Regions from separate parts of the Homo sapiens genome. Here region 2 is linked to region 1. A link is a contact called in ENCODE Hi-C or POLR2A ChIA-PET data. All regions are on one chromosome and are shown on one strand. Each heading gives the region's core, a stretch centred on a gene start or an enhancer-like site at or near the end of the contact. The rest is flanking DNA. Distances are from core to core; before and after follow the strand shown.

Region 1 (4,097 bases), core at 253-2,752:
GGGAGTTTGGCCTTGCAGGGAATCACTGTGTTCTGGGCATGGGGGTCAGGGCAGAGGTGGGCTGGGGAAATTCACAAACAATCCCAGAGCTCAGGAGTCAACACCCTGGGCAGGCTGACTGCGAGTGGGGCAGAGGCTGATTCAGGGGATTGCTTTCCTCTTTCTTAGTTGTTCTGTCTCTGTGAGGGATGAGGAAAAAAATCTCCAGCTGAAAAATGTCACCTTCAACCTGACACTGGAGCCAGAACATTTACAAATCTGCCTGTCACCATGACAGCCTGACGGATAGCAACCTTAGCCGGGACGGAGTTAAATCGCCAGGATAAGTCTTGCAAAAAGTTTTGGCTCTTAAGATTTTTATCATCAAGACAGGTTAAGGAATGGGGGGCATGGCTTCCAAACACGAAGGAGACTCAGGCCCCGTGCCTGACTTCCCAGGAAATCCAGCAGCTGCAGGATTATCTATTACCTGAGGGGAGGTGACAGGAGAAAATTACCCAGCACCAGCCCCATCTGTTGCTGAGCACCGTTTATTTCACCTTCACTTAATTCACTTGGTTTGTCATTTTTCCTTTGTCTCAGTGTCATCCACCCAAATCCTATGTATATATGCCCTGGTGTTCCCAGCTGGGCATTGTGGCTGCAGAGACAAAGCCTCGGGTATCTTTTCAATGAGCTGCAGTCACTATGGAGTGTCTCTCTCCTCCCCTCTCCACTGTCATTTCCTCCATAATTGATTAGAAACTGGAAGCGAGAGAGGAGAAGCTGCTTTTACAGCCTGGGTCTGCAGGTGGAAGCACATTCCTGTGTTTGACTTCGTCTCTGGAGACCTGTCTCTTTCAGGAAGAGGTGGAAGAGTATACATGAAGTATAGCAGACTTGTGTCACTAGGAGAGAGATTGCAAAATCTGGGCTCTCACACTATTCTTGGATGCTTGGTCACCCACCTCTCCCCGACTTTCGTTTTCTCCTCTGTCACATGGATCTAACACTTGTTCTCCTCCCTGCCAAGGTTGCTGTGAAGGCTCAATGAGACAGTATTTGCAGATGCTCACTACATCATATAGAGGCCTATTCAATGAGAACATGCATTTAAAGCAGTTAATGGTGCCTCGCATAGGAGAATTGTTCAATAAGGACCATTATTATTAGTGAGAATGTAAGTAATAGTGATGACTTGTTACCCTTGCAGCATCTACTCTTCCTCTAGTTCTCAAGCTACAGACCATTTTCATTCAACATTTATTCAGTCTCCACGGGCAGCACTGTATTCTGTCTTAGGGCTATGGTGATTTTTTAAAATGCAAACAAAATGCCATTGCTGGGTCTAGAAGCTGAGTCTGGTGGGAAAGGCCTGTGACAGAGTGGGAAGCAGGGCTTAGGTCTGCACCCAGCTCAGAGTAGGGGGAGTTGCCGGAGAAGTCCTGATGGAGAAAGTGACATCCCTCTGGGTTCTGAAGAGCTTAAGCCACCTGCTCGGTGGCGGGAAAGGGCGTGCAAGGCTGAAGCGGGAAGTGCAGTGAATGAGCTCAGGCAGGACAGGGAGCTGGGCCTGGGAACCACGGGCTGGCAGTACCTCCGAAGGACGGCTCCAGAGCCGAGACTGGACGTGTGGACAGAGGAGCTCTCGCTGAAGGAGCAGATTTGGTTTTATGCCAAGACCATGAGCTTTGCGGAAGGGCATAAAGGCTTTTAAACAGGATCAGGTGAGCCTGATGATCACTCAGGATTGGGTGGGGCGTGAATGCAGAGGAAAGATCAGCTGACAATGTAGGAATCTGGAACTCGCAGAGAAACTGCCTGCCCTTGGGACTCGCTCAGCGCCCTCGCAGCCGGAATGGGGCCTGGGAAGGGAGGAGCCCCAGCAGAGGGGCAGTCGGAGAGCCATGAAATTGCGACCTGCTGCCACCAGAGGGCAGTGTTGGACGGGCTGGGAGGAGCGCCGCCGCCGCCGGGAGGGTGCAGGAGAGAGCTGTCTGCCAGGGGAAACGCACGATGCGTTGTCCAGGACATTCTCACCTGAAAATGCTCTGGGCCACGGACAGGCTGAGGATTTTAGTACCCACCCCCCCGCCCTGAAAAGAAAAATCTCTGTGACGAGATAGGCACTGGGTTTGTATAAGAATTCAGAGTGTGGCCTTAGTGTCTTGGCCAGGCACCCAGATGCCACCTGCACACCTCTGGCTTGGTGTTGGTTTTATTGTGCTTGTCCTAAACCTAGCAGCTCCCCCTGAGATGATGTCAAAGACTGGACTGGGCTAGCTCAGAAAGGTTTCCTGAACGAATGACTTTACGCAAACCTTCATGCCGGCACATGTTTTCATACAGATTGTCTCATTGAATTTTTAGAGTGATCCGATGAGGCACATATTCAGGTTTTATAAATGCAATTCAGAGAAGTTACATGATTTTCCAGGAAATGAGGTTGTCGGGTTTTGATCCAATAGCTCAGACTCTTTCCTCTGTACCCAACAAACCTTGTCAGTCTCCTTTGTCCTTTGAAGTGGGGTGTTTTTCTCCTCCACAAGTGTCAAATCTGTGAATAGAGCATGTTTAGGAGCAACTTCACCGGCATGCCCACCTTGAGAACTAGGGGATGGAGCAGCGGGTCGGATGGAGAACCAGAAAGATTGAGCATTTATTGTAACAGAGGTCTTACATGGACGTTTCCCACGTAATCCTTAAGGCAACCCCATGGGTAGGATTATCATCCCAATATTCCATTGAGGAAAGAGGCTCAGAGAGGCAAACTTTCCCAAGGAAACACAGCTAGTATATATCAGAGGTCTATGTCCCTTCACTCCTGCGCTCTGGACTCTGATCCTGTCCCAAGAGTGACAGCAGCTGCAGTATGTGTGCCGCTCAAAGGACAGGGCTGGAGTGCATGAGAAAAACTGGACGTGTGGTGCAGAAAGGTGCATGTCTAATTATCATTGCAAACAACTAGCCTCTCAACAGAAAGTGTTGTTGATGTGACAGACATGAAAGAACCCACAGCCAAAGGGAGCCGGCCCCCAGGGGAAGGAGGGCGAATTGTACTTGGGACAAAAAGAGCTAACAGCCTCGGAGAGAACAAATGTCCTTGGTAGTATGGGGTGTGGGGTGATGTTGGGTGTTCATTGTCACGTGATGACTGTGGAAGGATGACACAGCACAGGACGCACCCGGGGAGGCCAGCAGGAAGGAGAGTTGAGTGCAAGTCCGGGAAAACAAGGCTTGATGATATGCTTTTGTATGGGAGTCTCAAGTTGCTTGAGTTAAGGTTGTCTGGGAGACATGAGTTACACCAGCACCCAGCACCATTACTTACTAGGCTCCAAAGAGGAAGACATATCAAGTTGTAGGGGCCTTCCCTTCTGCCCACAAGCCTGGATCAGACCACACAACATTGTGTTTCCATTTTCCATATGGATTCTGGACTCTTTCCAGAGAGTCATTCTTTCTCTATTAGTCCTTTTCTTTCGTACACCCTGTAGCTAAGTGACCCTCCACTGTACCTAACCTCTCTGAGCCTGATTCTCATGTGATAAATGTGGATGATACTGCTCTCCTAATGTGACTGCTATGAGAAGGGAAAGAATTGGCATAAATAATAGCAATTAGCTGAGGCAATGGCCCATGTTAAAGCCAAATAAATGTTGGTTTTATCTCTTGTTTCACCTTTGTGTCTCAAACAGGCACACCCACGCATGCACACACACACACACACACACACACAAGGCAAACCACAACCCTTGCCAATAAATCTATGCTAAGTCAGAGTTAACTTAGAAAATCAACATGGTGCAGAGGCTTTTAAAGGACTGACATTCCTCGGGTTATGGAAAACAATAATAATAAATCTTAAGGAATGTCACCTTGCCCCTGGCACTGAAGACAAGAACCCGTTTCGTTAGTGGAATAGCCCTGAGTATATGGAGAAAAGCGACAGAGATGATCTGTTCACAGCAAGGAGAGAGTGGCAGTTTTTAGACGAAGCCGGCTGGGGGCACGGTGGAATTGCCATGTAATTGTCAGGCTCTTTGCTTATTAATTTCTCAGATTTCCTTTCAAGATAAGGACACAAGGTAAGATGGATGTGAATATAATAAGCACAG
Region 2 (4,248 bases), core at 1,130-3,629, 380 kb after region 1:
TTAGCTAACACGTCACACAGCCAAGTTAACACGTCACACTGACCGTCACAGGTTAGTTTACACGTCACACAGCCAAAACACGTCAAACTGACCATCACAGGTTAGTTAACATGTCACACAGCCAAGTTAACACGTCAAACTGACGATCACAGGTTAGTTAACACGTCACACAGCCAAGTAAGTTAACACGTCAAACTGACCGTCACAGGTTAGTTAACACGTCACACAGCCAAGTTAACACGTCACACAGCCAAGTTAACACGTCAAACTGACCGTCACAGGTTAGTTAACACGTCACACAGCCAAGTTAACACGTCAAACTGACCGTCACAGGTTAGTTAACACGTCACACAGCCAAGTTAACACGTCAAACTGACCATCACAGGTTAGTTAACACGTCACACAGCCAAAACACGTCAAACTGACCATCACAGGTTAGTTAACGTGTCACACAGCCAAGTTAACACGTCAAACTGACGATCACAGGTTAGTTTACACGTCACACAGCCAAAACACGTCAAACTGACCATCACAGGTTAGTTAACACGTCACACAGCCAAGTAAGTTAACACGTCAAACTGACCGTCACAGGTTAGTTAACACGTCACACAGCCAAGTTAACACATCACACAGCCAAGTTAACACGTCAAACTGACCGTCACAGGTTAGTTAACACGTCACACAGCCAAGTTAACACGTCAAACTGACCGTCACAGTTTAGTTAACACGTCACACAGCCAAGTTAACACGTCAAACTGACCATCACAGGTTAGTTAACACATCACACAGCCAAAACACGTCAAACTGACCACCACAGGTTAGTTAACACGTCACACAGCCAAGTTAACACGTCAAACTGACCATCACAGGTTAGTTAACACGTCACACAGCCAAGTTAACACGTCAAACTGACCGTCACAGGTTAGTTAACACGTCACTCACCCAGGTTAACACGTCACACTGACCGTCACAGGTTAGTTAACACGTCACACAGCCAAGTTAACACGTCACACTGACCATCACAGGTTAGTTAACACGTCACTCAGCCAAGTTAACACGTCACACTGACCGTCACAGGTTAGTTAACACGTCACACAGCCAAGTTAACACGTCAAACTGACCGTCACAGGTTAGTTAACACGTCACACAGCCAAGTTAACACGTCACACTGACCATCACAGGTTGGTTAACACGTCACTCAGCCAAGTTAACACGTCACACTGACCGTCACAGGTTAGTTAACACGTCACACAGCCAGGTTAGCACGTCACACTGAGAATCACAGGTTAGTTAACACGTCACACAGTCAAGTTAACACGTCAAACTGACCATCACAGGTTAGTTAACACGTCACACAGCCAAGTTAACACGTCACACTGACCATCACAGGTTAGTTAACACGTCACTCAGCCAAGTTAACACGTCACACTGACCATCACAGGTTAGTTAACACGTCACACAGCCAAGTTAACACGTCACACTGACCATCACAGGTTAGTTAACACGTCACTCAGCCAAGTTAACACGTCACACTGACCATCACAGGTTAGTTAACACGTCACACAGCCAAGTTAACACGTCACACTGACCACCACCGTGCTTGCCTGTATTAAGCCCTTGATGCCTGTGTATCTGTTAAAATGAAAGACTGTGATAGTAGAATGTTCCCTTCCTATCAGTGAGGAGATCATTTGATTCAAATGTGGGAAAAATTAAAGATCATGAAAATACATTAGCCATGATTATAATGGGAGTGTGGGGAAGGGCATGGTAAATATTTAGAATAAGCTAAACTTCTAATGAAATGAGATCTCCTCAGCTGGGGCTGGTGGACCCAGATGAGCTTCAGTGGGTCATGAACCTCCCAGAATTATATGGGGTGTGCGTTTTTGTGTGAAAGAGAGAAAGAACATTTTTTTTTTCTGGAATTAGAGTTCATAGCTTTTATCAGATTCACACAAAAAAGTGCGTTGTATTATAAATGTAACTACCTCATATATATGGTAACCAGGTCATCCATCAGTAGCAATAGGCCTGTATTAGGAGTCCTTGACGGTGGATCTAATAAAATCTTCTGTGCTCGTAACTCACACCTACCTGGATATTCTAGAATCAGCTCTTGGAGAACTCAGAGGTAATACAGATAGTGGTTCTTATAGGGATTGGCTAGGGCAAAATTAGGAGATGCTTGTTGTACCAAAGTCTACTGGTATGTTTCCTACTAATAAATCATGCCTGATGCCCCCAAGTCAATGACTCGATAGAGGAAGTGAGTGATGAGGCAGGCAGCATAACTCTGTGAATGAGCCAACCCCAGCCCTTCCCCTGACTTAAAAAGGGGTTAATGAACACAGATGGCTGCAAACCCCCCAAGCAGCCAGCATACTGTAAAACAATATTAACATCATTGCCTTTTGAATACCATGTCTTGTAAACCCCAGGATATGACAAGCCTCTTTAGAATCTTCTTTGATTGTGTTACTCAGACTCCCGTAGGGAAGTAGGGAGGGGTAGGGGTAGATACCAGAGGAAATGTGTAATTAGGAGTCTCTTAGAACAATAAGGGTTCTCAAACACATATGTGTGCAACTGATTTGTTGCTTTTGGTATTTCTGTTGGTGAGTAATTAACTAACCATGTTTTGGGGGCAGTCTGTGCAAGCTTGGGCAATCTGATAGTTGTGAACCATGGGGAAAGAATAGTTGCCTTTAGCTATATTTTCAGAAAAATACTAAGTGGAGATGTGAATGGAAAGGAAAGAACAGACTTTCTGGAGAGATGCCATTATGGTAATGTCAGAACTTCCTTTCAGTCTCAGATAAATCTTTCTTGTTATCACCCTTATTTTTAGTTTTACTCAAGACAGGAGGCCCAGTTCAGTTGGAGAGTGCCGTGTACACAGATATCCCTGCCACCTCCCCGGGAGAGAGGCACAGGGGCCTCTGCGGGACTCTGGCCCCTTATTTTACGGTTGTGATTCCTCCTCACTGTGGTGCCTGTGTGTGGGGTTTCAGGGAGAGGGGCCTTTTGATTTGACTGCTGAGAGGAATAGGGGTTTTCTCCTGGGAACTCTTCTGAGAGAATAAGCTTTTGACAAACACTCTTTGAAAGTTACTCTATGGCCAGATGCGTGCAGATCCAAAGATGGTGTCATTTGTGAAAAATGAGGCTGGCTTATGAGCTGGGTCCATTTGCACACAGCCTGCAGCCACGGAGTCCCTCAGCTTGGAGATGTGCTAGCTCCTTCTGTCCTGTGGGCTGCTGGGGCTTTGTGTCACTGGCATCAGAAAACAGAATTTGGCAGTTCTCTAGGCTAAGGGTTTCCAAACTAAGTGTCCTCTGTATTAACAACGAGGAGCCAAAATGGGGACTTTTCTATTTGTGAAGGGGATCCAGTGAAAATAAACTGTTTTATTTTGGTGACTTTGAGTATAGGAATTGTCTTCTCTGGACCTCAGTTTATCCAACTAGAAAAATGGGAGCAGAGGTGCCTAGTTATCTTTAGGAATGTTCTGTGACTTAATGAAGCAATATTTATGTAATGATTTGGTGGTGTAAATGTCCCCAGCAGTGCATGATGTTAGTTGTATGTTTGCAAAGTACCTAGCTCCCCTGGTAAAGGTAACCTTTGTAAATGGCAAGCTATGAGTATTGTTAAAAGGACATATGGCTCCACCTTCTTTCCAAAAAAGATCACTGAGGAATATAGGGCCAGTTAAATAGCATAGAAAGAGGTTCAGAGTGTCTTGACCTGGAGCAGTTTTTAAAACCTCAGGCCAAAACTCCACTAGGAAACTCACCAAACTAACCATTATGGTCAATTTCATTTTGAAATAAAGCACCCTAATTCATCTGTCCAGGAGTCCAGGTTCCTGTGTGGCCCAAGGTTGCATTCGGAGGTCAGAGTAAATCCTGTCGCTAAAGAGCCACTCCTTCTAGAAATAGCTTTTTTTAATGTCTGCAATTTCTCAATTCAGTTCTTTGACTCTTTAGTTCTATCCCATTTCTGGCCACAAACCTGTTTGGGGTTTGCTCCACCATAAGTCAACACATGCACATGCTTTCCCATCAGTTCCCAGAATGCAGAGGACACTGTAGGTCTGCTAAGGGGCTTCTTTCAGAACTTCTGGGGTTAACGTGGTTGGAATGTGTGCTAACAGGCTGCTCTCACAGTGGCAGTTCTAATTGGCTGAGGATGAGTCTTGAAATGTCACAGAAAGATTTATCTCTCAGCACAGATTCTCCCTC

Evidence for each region. Hi-C counts contacts between places; a loop is a spot of excess contacts on that map. ChIA-PET counts read pairs that join two places held with the same protein, here RNA polymerase II (POLR2A). Pooled maps may share reads with other maps.
Region 2: a map of endothelial cell of umbilical vein shows a loop between it and region 1 (6-fold over the local background). The contact joins two enhancer-like sites. A Hi-C loop is called at or near these places in 1 of 168 maps with a recorded cell type or tissue (endothelial cell of umbilical vein) and 2 of 50 pooled maps. POLR2A ChIA-PET finds 5 or more read pairs at or near these places in 1 of 52 experiments (Panc1).

What each region holds. Positions count from the first base shown.
Region 1 is chr11:131,693,094-131,697,190 of GRCh38, forward strand. The region is part of intron 1 of NTM (neurotrimin); the gene reads left to right. Among named protein-coding and RNA genes, the nearest start is that of NTM-AS1, 32 kb to the left of the region's middle. Within about 2 kb of position 1,503, at least 2 of the 41 ENCODE cell types and tissues checked have a DNase peak (open chromatin) inside an H3K27ac peak, as active enhancers do.
Region 2 is chr11:132,069,837-132,074,084 of GRCh38, forward strand. All of the region lies in intron 2 of NTM (neurotrimin), which reads left to right. LOC124902795 (a long non-coding RNA gene) reads left to right here. Exons shown (of 2, transcript XR_007062958.1): 1 at 1-1,129; 2 at 1,338-4,248. Among named protein-coding and RNA genes, the nearest start is that of NTM-AS3, 170 kb to the left of the region's middle. Within about 2 kb of position 2,380, at least 5 of the 41 ENCODE cell types and tissues checked have a DNase peak (open chromatin) inside an H3K27ac peak, as active enhancers do.